Linked DNA regions of Mus musculus: region 2 is linked to region 1. A link is a loop called in an ENCODE intact Hi-C map of the cell type or tissue named here. Cell type or tissue: heart. All regions are shown on one strand. Links, peaks and the distances in the headings refer to the core of each region. The heading gives the core; the rest is flanking DNA.

What was found. Hi-C counts contacts between places; a loop is a spot of excess contacts. Peaks named below come from ENCODE experiments on the same cell type or tissue, not always from the same donor. Only the 100,000 strongest peaks of a DNase experiment are listed, where the experiment ranks them.
Region 2: it touches region 1 in a loop (10-fold over the local background); 26 of 42 quality-filtered maps call a loop at or near these places.

Annotation. Positions count from the first base shown.
Region 1 is chr11:11,554,578-11,560,646 of GRCm38, forward strand. It overlaps Gm29945 (a long non-coding RNA gene), which reads right to left and starts at 3,351. Exons shown (of 3, transcript XR_381043.3): 1 at 3,222-3,351; 2 at 969-1,097. Gm11998 (predicted gene 11998) reads left to right here and starts at 2,833. Exons shown (of 2, transcript NR_166079.1): 1 at 2,833-2,942. In heart, for the core only: a CTCF peak has its summit at 2,738 (motif pointing right); a DNase peak (open chromatin) is centred at 4,224.
Region 2 is chr11:11,740,240-11,746,308 of GRCm38, forward strand. All of the region lies in intron 3 of Ikzf1 (IKAROS family zinc finger 1), which reads left to right. Among named protein-coding and RNA genes, the nearest start is that of Ikzf1, 57 kb to the left of the region's middle. In heart, for the core only: a CTCF peak has its summit at 2,705 (motif pointing left); no DNase peak of the experiment used is centred there.

The DNA of each region.
Region 1 (6,069 bases), core at 734-5,733:
TGAAAGGTTATGTGTTGAGCAAAAGGAAGCAAAGTACACAACATGAGACTGGAAACAGAAGAACAGGAAAGTGTTCCCAGGCCACGCAGACATGACCGATGCATGGGTATTCCTCTCCTTGGACATAAACCAAAGAGAAGCAAAACTCTGAAGAACCCAAAGTGTTCCACAGAGGAAGGACCATACGGAGTGTCCCATACTAGAAGCCATCTTGCAGGACCAAAACTGTGGGCGTTCTATCCACTCATTGAGTAAAGACCTCATGATGGCTCTCTGTTGAAGAAATGAAGGGAATGGGAGAGGAAGGCTGGAGAGAGGGAAAGACAGAGTGGGGGGAGAAGGAGGGAGAAGAAGAAGGATGGAAGGAAGGAAGGAAGGAAGGAAGGAAGGAAGGAAGGAAGGGAGGGAGGGAGGGAGGGAGGGAGGGAGGGAGGGAAGAAGGAAGGAAGGAAGGAAGGAAGGAAGGAAGGAAGGAAGGAAGGATAGATGGATGGACAGACAGGTGGATGGATTGATGGACAGATAAATGGACAGACAGATGAATGGATCTCCTGTGTGACCTGCAGAACCAACCACTGAGTTGTGGATAGAAAAAGCAAGGTATCAGGACAAGATTTTATCTCAGAGGATACTTACCTTTCTTTGTCTCTCTTTCTGATCTTCAGCCTAGAGCTTTGGTGGTATAGCCCTTTGTACCAAAAGACTCAGCTTTTCCTATGGAAATATTCCTGCAAACAGACTCTGTTTTTAAATATTTTTTAATTATTGGTGTGTGTGTGTGTGTGTGTGTGTGTGTGTGTGTATGTGTGTGTGTACACTCGAGCATTCCCACCCAGGGAAGCCAGAGGGGGTTGCTTTATTCTTCTACTGTATAGGTCTGAGGGGTCAGACTCAGGTTGTCAGGGTTGGTGCCACATGCCTTTACTCACTAAGCCATATGCCAACCTGAGATAGACTCTCTTACCCACCTCAGCATTCCATCTCTAACCATACTTTGTACTGTCGATATACAGAACAAAAGGTCTTTGCAAGGTGCAGCCGCATTCAGCTTTGCTGGGCTTCTCTGGCATCTTCCATTTCCACCTGCCTGTGGTCGGCTGGGGAGAAAAAGGAGAATCGCAAGTTGAAAGCTGCAGCCAGAAGAGGACAGTTTCCTGGCGAGGACACATCCAAGCCCAGAAGAAGCCTAACGGACTTCCTGTCGGCTGCCCTTCCAGACAGTCTGACCAGGCTGCTGACAGAGCCTTGGCTTGGAGAGGAACTTCATTCCTGAACTCTAGAGTTCCATTTGCTGTTGTGAAGATCAAAGAACAAGGAGACACTATTGTTTTCTAAAATAATCGTGCCAATGAGGAGATGCTGGGCAGAAAATGGCAGTTGCTGCTCATCTCACTCTTACGAAGTCACAGCGGCAGAGAAACAGCTTCACCAGGTGATTGGATTTGCTCTCTAAAATACATCGCCACTTGTTGTCATGTGGGCCTCTGCAAATTACATGCCTGGTTAGAGACCTGGAGCTGAGCACTAAAGGGTCCTGCTGGCTTCCTCTCCCCCTCCTTCAAAATGCAAAATTTTTAATTTAATTTAATTTAATTTAATTCTTTTTACTTATTCACTTTACATCCTGCTCACTGCCCACCTCCCAGACTCCCCTTCCACAATCCTTCCCCCATCTTCCCTTCCCCTTCTCTGAACAGGTGCCTCCCCCAGCTATTCCCCCTACCCTGGCAAGTCAAGTCTCTTCAAAGCTAGACACTTCCTCTCCCATTGAGGCCAGACAAGGCAGCCTAGCTAGAACACATCTCACAGGCAGGCAACGGCTTTAGGATAGCCCTGCTCCAGTTGTTCAGGACCCACTTGAAGACAAAGCTGTACCTCTGCTACATATGTTCAGGGAGGCCTAGGTCCAGCCTGTGTATGCTCTTTGGATGGTGGTTCAGTCTCTGAGAGCCCCAAGGGTCCAAGTTAGTTGATTTTACTGGTCTTCCTGTAGAGTTTCTATCCCCTTCAGGGCAGCAATCCTTCCCCCTACTCTTCCATAAGAGTTCTCAAGCTCCATTCATTGTTTGACTATGGGTGTCTGTATCTGTCTGAATCAGCTGCTGAGTGGAGCCTCTCAGAGGACAGCTTACTCCTGTCTACAAGCATAACAGAGTATCATTAATAGTGTCATGGATTGGTGCTTGTCCATGGGATGGGTTTCGTGTTGGGCTGGATATTGACTGTCCCTTCCCAAGGTCTCTGCTGCATCTTCTGTGTCTGCATTTCTCATAGACAGGTTAACTTTTGGGTTTTGTGGGTGGGTTGGTGTCTCTGTTGCTCCACTGGGGTTCCTGCCTGGCTACAGGAGGTGGCCTCTTTAGGCCTGCTTGCCTTTTTAAACCCAAACTGTTTCTGACCTTGGAAATAAGGCTAATGGTCCTATGAGTAATCTAAAACGATACATATCCATCTTGCCCACGGGTCTGCAGATGCAGACAGCCTGGTGGCTCCTGAGGTTGCTGCAGAAGCAGCCGATTCCTCAGCCTCAAGTCGTCTCTGAGTGCTGCGATGTCTAAGCTAGAATGATAAGTTGGAAGACAATAAAAGGTCTCCTCAAAATGATTGATTTTTTTTTTCTGCCATGGTGAATGGGAGGAAATCAGGGGTTATATTTCCAAATTACTCCTTGTAACAATAATAGTTACCGGAAGAACTGAGCTTCTAACTGAACCCAGCCTGCACATGAGGTAAATGGACGCCAGGTGGCAGTAGCAACTGGCTCCAACGGGCAAGTGGCTCTTCTAAAGATAGAAACTGAGGCCAAAGGGGTTTTGCAGTTAGCTCTGTGACATTCTTGCATCCTTCACTATTCCGTAGAGGCCGTGGCTGCCACATCATCAGTTTCAAGGTGTTCACAGTTCCTTGGTGACGGAATTAAACGGTGCCTTCCTACCGGGATGGTAAGTTTTGAACATCCACTCTATGAAGACTCAGAGTCAGGGACAGAGACCACCAGGGAACAAAGACAACCTCTGCTCCCCAAAAGCTCAAGATGCCCCTGTTTATTACTGTACTGATGTACAAATATACTCGGTGGTACTGTCAGCCCTAAGGTTTCACCCTGTGGACAAGAGTTCAAAGGGAGCTGGGGATGAGGGAGGGTGAGTGGGGAAGAGGAGCAGGTGAGTTCAAAGCAACATTGACATTTAAGCCACATTTTGAAGCTATGTGTGACTCACGTGTGCCTGCCAGAGAGGAAAGTGAGGTTATTCCAGGCAGTGGAAAAGCTTGGCCAACCAGAAGCTTTGTGGCTTGTCATAGAAGCTGGCTGAGGTCACAGCAGTGTTCAGTGTGTGAAAGAGGATGAGAAATAACGTTAGAAGAAATGTGGGGCAGCTTGAGGAAGGAGCAAGGAGGGTGGTACTTAAACACGGAATAACAGGCCAACAGTGTAACCCGTCCAGTTGTACCAGAACATCTCAAGAGGAATGGGGACTTGGTAATGTAACAGAAATATAGAGTGCCCTTAGCCAGATGTCTATGGATCCAGTACAGGATTATCCTGATCCTACTTTTCTGTACCCTCCCAGTCTCCTACTCTCAAAGGACACCTACAGCAACTCCTGCCAAAGTTCCCTTCCCATCTCAGTGTCTTGAATAGCCTGATATAGCTGTGATTCCTAAAAGGGATGTGAGTATGCTTTGGAAACACGCTGCTGGTTTTGCCCCTCTGGACTCTCAGGATCCATATCAGCACCAGGTCTATCCCAGAGATTTTGGAGGATAACTCACAGGGGACTGACAGAATCCCTCTAGCAAAAGCCATGGTCATGGAGAAAGGGATGAGAGTAAGGGCCCAGTCAAGGGCCCAGGATGATCCAGCACACATCAGGTTAAGGAAGCAAAGCAGCCTTGGCTGTACCTTCCTGGGGTGAGAGCTCAGGAGTGATCCAAGGTAGAAACTCAAGGATCTCAGTCGATAAGGAAAGGTTATGTTCCACAAAGGTCATGCAGCAAGCTAGCTGTGTAAGGAGAAGGGAGACCCGGTGTCAGAAAAAGAACTGTGCAGGTGTCAGACCACACCCCATGAAGGCCTCCCTTTGACTGTTGTTGGAAAGATTGACCAGGCTCTCATGGAGATTCTTAGTTTTCAAGGAGAGGAGAGTGGCCAGGTACAGAATGGCAGCAAAGAGAAAACCTGGCTGCAGATACTTTCTTTTCCACTGATTACGACAGAAAACTGGAGATGAGTGGAGCCAAGGGGTGCGGTCAGAGGGCACTTCTCTGAGGAAGTGATACTTGTGAAAGGCCTGTGCATGAAGAACAGCTATTCCAGGCAGAGGGAAGAGCCAGTGGGGAAGCAAAGAGGAAGGTCTAGGAGTGAGCAGATATGAGGATGTTAGATAAAAAAAAAAAAACCAGGAGAGTCTCGACAAGACAGGCTCTGCCCTGAAAGACTGGATTGCATCCTTAGGATGAGGGATGGCCAGAAGGAGACCTAACTGAGAGCCTGTTGACACAGAGAGAGAATTTAAGGCCAAAATTGAAGGACAAGTGTGGAGGGGAAGACTTGAGAAGTCCATGGTCCAGAGAGAGATGCAGCGTGTTTGCTCTAGGCAGTGGAATCCGGTGATGGGTGGGTCTTGGAGAGGGCATAAAGTGACAAGAAAGCATTGAGAGTTAACAGGAGATCAGATCAGTCAGGGTTGGGGAGAGAAGGGAATTGAAAAAGAGAACTGAGAAAAATGCCACTAAATTACTTTGTAGGTGGGAATCATGATATCTTAAAGACCTTTGTAAGTTTGTCAGTAGGTTCTCATGAAAGCCAGGTTTTAGCTAAGAGATAAATAGAAAAAAATATGGTCCTATAGTCAGGTACCAAATTGTACCAGTGTTGGCTGGTGTGTTCCAGCTTCCTCATTCTGACTCTCAGCCACTCGGATCCTTCAACTGAGGTCACATATCTTAAGAAAGCCTATACATTCCCAGGATGTTATTGGTCGTTCCCCACCTTGACTCTGAGCTGGTCCGCTAGATTCTATTTCATTAACACTGGAAGCTACCTGCTCTCCCTATTAAAAGACGGGTATCCGTGTTTGCTCCCTGGCAGCAGTGGATGGAATGAAGCCAGTGCTGTGACTCAGTGGTAGAGTGCCTGCCTAGCATGTGTGAGTCCCCAGTCCGAACAAAAACAGAAAATCTGTAAGACTCTATTGTTTCATCAGAAATAGATTCCTAATGGCTAAGGCTGGAGCCCAGTGGTTGAGTATTTATCTACCAGACACAAGGCTATAAGCTCAACACCCAGCACTTCAAAAAAGAAAAAAGAAAAGGAAAATTATTTACTTTCTTTCTTGAAGAAAAACAAAACAAAACCAGCAGAAGGTAGCAGCCAGCCTCTTAGGCTGTTGAGAGTCAAACTTCAATCTTAGAAACATAACCATAACCAAGGAGCCGTAGTGGCTATGTGTTATAACCTGACTTGTTTCACGGTTCTCTGGTGATAATATCCTCTAAAATCTCCAGTATCTCATTTTCAGGAACTAAATATTTTCAAACATTTAAGCTCCATATTAGAAAGGCTTTAGGACAGAAATTTAAGGTGGTTTCCTGCCCCCAGGGGAAAACAAATCCATAAAGGCAGATCTTTATACTAGCCACAACAGTACCTTTTAAAACACAGTATGCATACGTATGTGTGTGTTTGTATATACACATATAGTCATGTGTGTGTGATTTACATATTCCTGCACTTTAATTGGCTCCTCTAACTAGATTATTGCAAGAATCAGTTCTTTCTCAAGTGAAAAATCTAAGTGTGAGTTTGTAAATCACAGTGTAGAACCACGGTCTTTTCCAATCAAAACAGCCTAGCAGACTGTATTCCTGCTTGGCAAACCAAGGCAGAGCGGTCACACTTACAAATGTCTTCTAAAGTTTTCATCCCCTCCCTCTGGGGACAATGTTGAAAATATTCATTCTTGAGGGCCTACTGCTATTGTTTAGTCTATTTTCTCAGTGAAGTGGAGGGTATGGGGCGGGGGGACACTGTGACCTTTGGCTCACAAAGAACCAATGCCTCATCAT
Region 2 (6,069 bases), core at 460-5,459, 190 kb after region 1:
GTCAGTAGTTGATCCCAGAAGTTTAATTTAGCCAGCTACTTTGTGTATACAATTCTGGCTGACATTTTGGGAAAGAAGTCATGTGAGCGTGCACCCGGTGTGCATGCATGTACATATACACACACAGACACGTGTACAGAGTATAACAGGTCTTAGGAATTGGAACTCACTAGGAACGGCCTGCGAAAGACTACAAGCACGGGGCTTGGTGCCATTTTCAAAGGCAACTACTAAGCAATACGGAAATCTGGTAGCTCCTTTTGGAGCAGCAATTCCCTATCCAACAGGCAGATGGGAAATGTTTTAATTTTCTCTGGATACAATAAAGAAAAGACAAAAAAAAAAAAGCAAATGAAGAACGTTTGAGGGGCAGACTACCCATGAGGAAGCACACTGATTGTGCAGACGTGTGCTTTCCCGTGTGAGACTGTGATGTGGCCAAGAGCACACTCAGCCAGTACTACTGAATGGTTGCTATTGGTTCTAGGATGTTCTAGGCTGTTGAGGCCGTCGGAGCTTGCTCACAGTTCAGAGGTCCTGCTCTGAGGAGTGACTTTTCTGTAGCTTGTCTGAAGACAACAATAACAAATTAGCAGCTAACTGGTGGTTTTACATAATAACATTGCCTTTTGAAAGCAGCACTGTCTTCTGCACTCTTGTGTCCGTGATGATTTGACAACCTGGCTTTCTTTTTGCCTTCTCTATTGCAGTTGCATATGGGGCTGATGGCTTTAGGGATTTTCATGCAATAATTCCCAAATCTTTCTCTCGTAAGTATATGCTTTGCTTCTAGAAAACAGATGTTCATTTCATGGTCAGTTCCATCACACAGACACCACCACTTGCATGTTCTCTCATCAACACCTTCCTTTATAACTTGAAAGTGACATGGACTAAATGTTTGCCATTCTATCATTAAACACCCAGCATCCAGTGTGTCATTGATACAATAAAGTGCAAAGACAGAGGGTGAGGGTGTTGTTTGGTTTTTGTTTTGCTTCTGAGGCAGGGTTTCCCTATTATTCCTGGCTGGCCTAGACTGCTCTGGGATGCCCAGACTCATCTTAAATTTGCAATGATATTCCTGTCTCTGCCTCTGCCCCTGCCCCTACCCCCTCCCTCTGTCCCTGCCCCCTCCCCTCCCTCTGCCTCTGCCTCACCAATAAGGATCAGATAGTGAGAGGATTATAGGGGACTTTTGGGATAGCATTTGAAATGTAAATGAAGAAAATACCTAATAAAAAATTGGAAAAAAGAAAGAGAGAGAGAAAGAGAGAGAGAGAAAGAAAGAAAGAAAGAAAGAAAGAAAGAAAGAAAGAAAGAAAGAAAGAAAGAAAGAAAGAGAGAAAGAAAGAAAGAAAGGTGAAGAAAGAACTAATGTAGCCACAGTGGGTGTCTCACTGGGAGGCTGCTCAGCAGGGTCCTGATTAAAACTGTGATCAACAACTTTGTGGTCCATGCTTCCTGTCAGCATCAAACAAACCAACATCTTTTCAGATAACTTGTGCAATTTTGTGTGACAGGAAAAAAAAAAAAGGTGCACCCTTTTTCCCTTGCTCTGGAGTGCTAACCTCAGAACAGAGAAGAAAAACTCATGGGTTTCCAGCCCATTCTTCTGTGGTGGCTCGCCACGTAAGCATGCACCATGTTAGCGTGCATGCAGCCTACCAGCTCTCCTCGGAGCTGCTGTGCCGAAAACTATATGGTAATTTCATCTCTTAATACATTGAAAGTTGAAAATGATAACTATATTTGAGCAACCATAAGGAGTATTTTCAAGAATAGAGAAGGCTTTTTTTTAATGCAAATAAAATCAATGCAAAAGAGTTACAGGTTGTTAGACCCCTTAGGTCTTAAGCCTTCAGACCTTGTATCAATAAAATGTTTAATCTTATGAAGCAGCAGCAGAAAGCAGAGTGTATTGGCATCACTTTGAGAAGAGCTTTGTCTGTGTGTCTTGCTTCAGATCAAACCAAAGCACACTCTACCACCAAATTACACCCTAAGACCAGCTTGCTGACATCTTACTACTCTAATCTTAATATTGAGATGTCAGCCGCGTTAGGTTTATGATGTCCTGTTATCAGATATTACTTGGGAAGTACAGTACTTAGCAGTATCCATCTCAGGATGCTCCTGGTCAAAGGCCAGATAGACTTCCCTCTCCAGAATATTAGAAGTTTGCTAAGATATTTCTCCTATTAATTATTTCTTCAGTTCAATGTGAAGGTAAGAATTTGAGATTTCCTTCTTCATGTAAGCATGTATGTTCACATAACATATTTTTATGTGTGAGCTGTGAGTGTGCCAGGGCAGGAAGTCATGTTAATTTTGAGCCTGCCAATCACAGTTTTGAAATGTTTTGGTAAGTCAAGTGCACATAAAGGTAAGACAGCACATTCTAAGACACATTTTCATTAAGCCTGAGGAATGGGCAAAGCCCAGCATTACCTACTGACCAAGCAGATGGGTGAGGTTTTCAGGATGGGAAAAAATGACAGTGGGAGATGTTCTGAAACATGATAAATGTTTTCATGTTTTTCATGTCTATCTGCTTATAAAGATTAGTTCATAGTAATACTATCTCTTTTTCTTTCTCTCTTCCCCTCAGTTGTATCTTTCTGGAACAAATGGTTGGTTGAGCCTCAAGTCTCCGCCCAACAACAACCAAACTGTTCTGGGCCAATATCGCCACCTTGTGGTCATGCTTGAGAACTGACCTACAGGCTTCCTTCTGGAAGTTAAAACAAACTTTTGGCCTCCTCTGCCATCTTTATCCCATTTTGAGTCCCTAGATACCCCCCAAAAATTAAATATGCCTTAAAATTCTTCTTTCTTAATAAGTTTTCATTTTCTGATCTATTTCCATCTCTGACTTCATTGTATTTGAAGGCTAAACATCAAATAAGATTATTTCTAAAATAGGCTTGATTAGGTAGAAACCCTATTATTTTAACTATTTTTAAATGATATTAAGTCATGCAATTTGTTCTAAATAATGCTTACAATTTGTTCTGGATTTGAGACAAGGTGCCATGTAGTTCGGGATAGCTTCAAGTTTCCCAGGGAGTTAATGGAGGATGGCCTGGTTCCTCCTAACCCCTTGTCTCTGCCTCCCACCACACTGCTGGCTCCTTTAGAGGAAATAAAAAACACTAGTCTGCACATACATATGTGTCTCAGGTCTTCACCTATTACCACAAATAAATGAAAATGTACAAATATACCTTATATATTTTAATAACTTTGCTTATTAGCTACAGTTATTATAAAGATCTTTACACTTGCATCTGCCTTTTTCCATTTAAAATATTGAACATTTCCTTTACCTGACATAAAACCAGGCTGGAATGACAACTTCAGAATTTTTTTTTCCAATGGGAAAATAACATTGTACATTCTGAAATGCTACTTTTCCAGTAAATATTAAGATGCAAGGGAAATAACAATGTAGACATCAAATCTGTGACCCAGAGGCTACCCTGCATATTACACCTCTGCATTAAAAATGCTCAGTTGCTCACAAGGGCACACTTGGCAGCCAAGCCAGGCCTCCCAGTTCCTGCTGGCCTGAGTTCCTTCACTTCTCCAGAGTCTTTCATTCTAACCTTTTCCTAGATGCTAGAGGCCTTGCCACACTCGGGTCAGGAGGGGCATTCTCTTAGGACAGCAGGGTGACTATGCTGGTATACCTCTAAAATACATAATGAGAGGGTTTTTTGTTTTCTCCATTTTAAGTAACAACTGAGAAGTAAGGTAGCTTTTATAAGGGGTTTGAAAATACCATGTTAACATAAGCCATGTTTTGTAAACACTCAAATTGGCCTCGCCCATTATCTGTCAGTATCTGGAAGAGTAGGTTGAACCCAGAGCTTTGGGGGGACAGGGGGAATATTCACAAGACTCCATTCATGTTTTATATTTAATCAGCTCAGTGAAGCACTTCATCAAGCTCCCTGTTGTTCTCAGTAGTAGACTAGGGACAGAGCTTACACAATATGTGTGAGTCTATTCCTTATATGTAGCATTTCACTGAAGGAATACCACAGCTAAACAGTTCTAGAAAGAGTCCCTTGTTGTCATGGACAACCTTTTTGGTTGAATAGAAATCTGTCAGATTCCTTATTTAGCAAGCACCCACTTTGCATTTATCCCCAGAGATATGAGGGCCTTTCCCATGTTTGTATAGAAACCCTTCACATAGCAGGAATCTTAAGTTCCCCATGCTGACAGTATAACCTGTTTTTTGCCAAATCATCTTCTCTCTGGTCACTCATCTCCGTTAGACATCACAGACCTTCCAAGTCAAAACATGGCTGGCAGTGTCTGCATCACAGCCATAAGTCCCAGCTCAGCAAGATGTGTGCACAGCCTGCTGTGTCCCCACTACTTACGGTCCTTGGCCACACCCACAGGCATCTGCAGACACAGTATCTTCTTTCTGAAAAACATAAACTTTCAGTCTTTAACTTTCTGATTACTGATCATCCTTCCCGTACTATCTATTGACTCTCTCTCTCTCTCACTCGCTCGCTCGCTCGCTCTCTCGCTCTTACACACACACACACACACAATCATATATAATTAAAGCTCCAGTATAAATCAGGCCAAGTAGCTTGGACTTCATACTCTATGTCCTTGGCAGCTATCCACCTATTTTTCCACATACATTTCTTACCCCCATTGTATCTGATTCCCACACTGACCCTGGGACAACTTGTGAGCAACCCTCATGCCTCCCGAGTTACCTTTCTCCTTTAATGCTATCACAGCTGGTGGCAGCACCATCTTCTAAGGCAGAAATGCCAAAGCCCTGCCTTCAGGTGCCCTAGTCACCCTAGTGATAGGCCCTCGGGGGCTTTCAGGAATCCAGTAGCCTAGAAAGCAGCACCCATCACCTGATTCATAACCTGCTTCCTCCTGACTCTCCACTCTCCCTCATTTTGCAAGCAGCCTGCTAGAGGAGAGCTGCTCCTGGTATGAGAAGCCTGAATGTTACTGCCCATGCACCCTGCTGTCCTGGCCTTCTCTGCGAAACACCCACATAGGCATTAGTGACTTGTGCCAAGAAATCCCCCCAGAGGATTGCACATGAACTCTGCTGTTTTTATTCATACAGAAAAATGCTTACAACTGGCATGAGCTTCTCTGCCCTGCATGCAGTGTGCTCAGGAAAGCAGGATCACAGCCTCCTTTACCTCAGTGGAGTCAGGAACATGCTAAGGGGATGGATCATCCCAACACATGTTCTTCCACAAGGTGATTTTTACCCAGCTGTGGATGCTTCCTGTTTATACACTTTGCTGCAGTTCTGTGTCTTAGCTGTCATGGCTAAAAACTTGCCACATGAGCTATGATCCTCTTCATGGAATCTTTTACTACAGAGAGAGAGAGAGACAGAGACAGAGAGAGAGAGAGAGAGACAGAGACAGAGAGAGAGAGAGAGAGAGAGAGAGAGAGAGAGAGAGAGAGAGAATATTGAAAAATAACCAGAGGTTGAGATTTTTGTAGTTTTACTGTGCTGACGTAGTCTATGATCTGTTGCTATAACAAAGATTCCACAGACTAGTTAGCATATAAACAATGTAAGTTCGTTTAGCTTGTAATTGTGGAGGATAAGAAGCTGAGTGTGGTGTCTACATCTGGTAAGGGACTTAAGTGGCGAGATGGGACATTGCTCTAGCACAGGCCTGTCTTCCTCTTATTCAGCTTTGCGTTGCTAAGTGAAAACCCAAAGCAAGGGGTTCCCAGAGGAACGTGTATCTGGTTAGGCTCTAGAGGTTCCAGGCAACCCAGCAGGGAAGGCTTTGGTGAGAGTGGCCAATGATAGTGATGGGAGCATGTGTCAGAGCCAATCACACATCAAAAGTTGGGAAGTAGAAAGTGACCAACCGGGACAATAGAGTCCCACAGTCTTTTTGAGGGGACATCACTAGCCATCTAAGGACTTCCCACCAGGTCCCACCTCAGAACAGACTCTCACCCTGAGTGAGCCTTTGGGAAGTGTTTTTCCAAACCATAGCCATGTGAGTGCAGATACTGGTGAATTTGAATCTACCCAAAGATAAC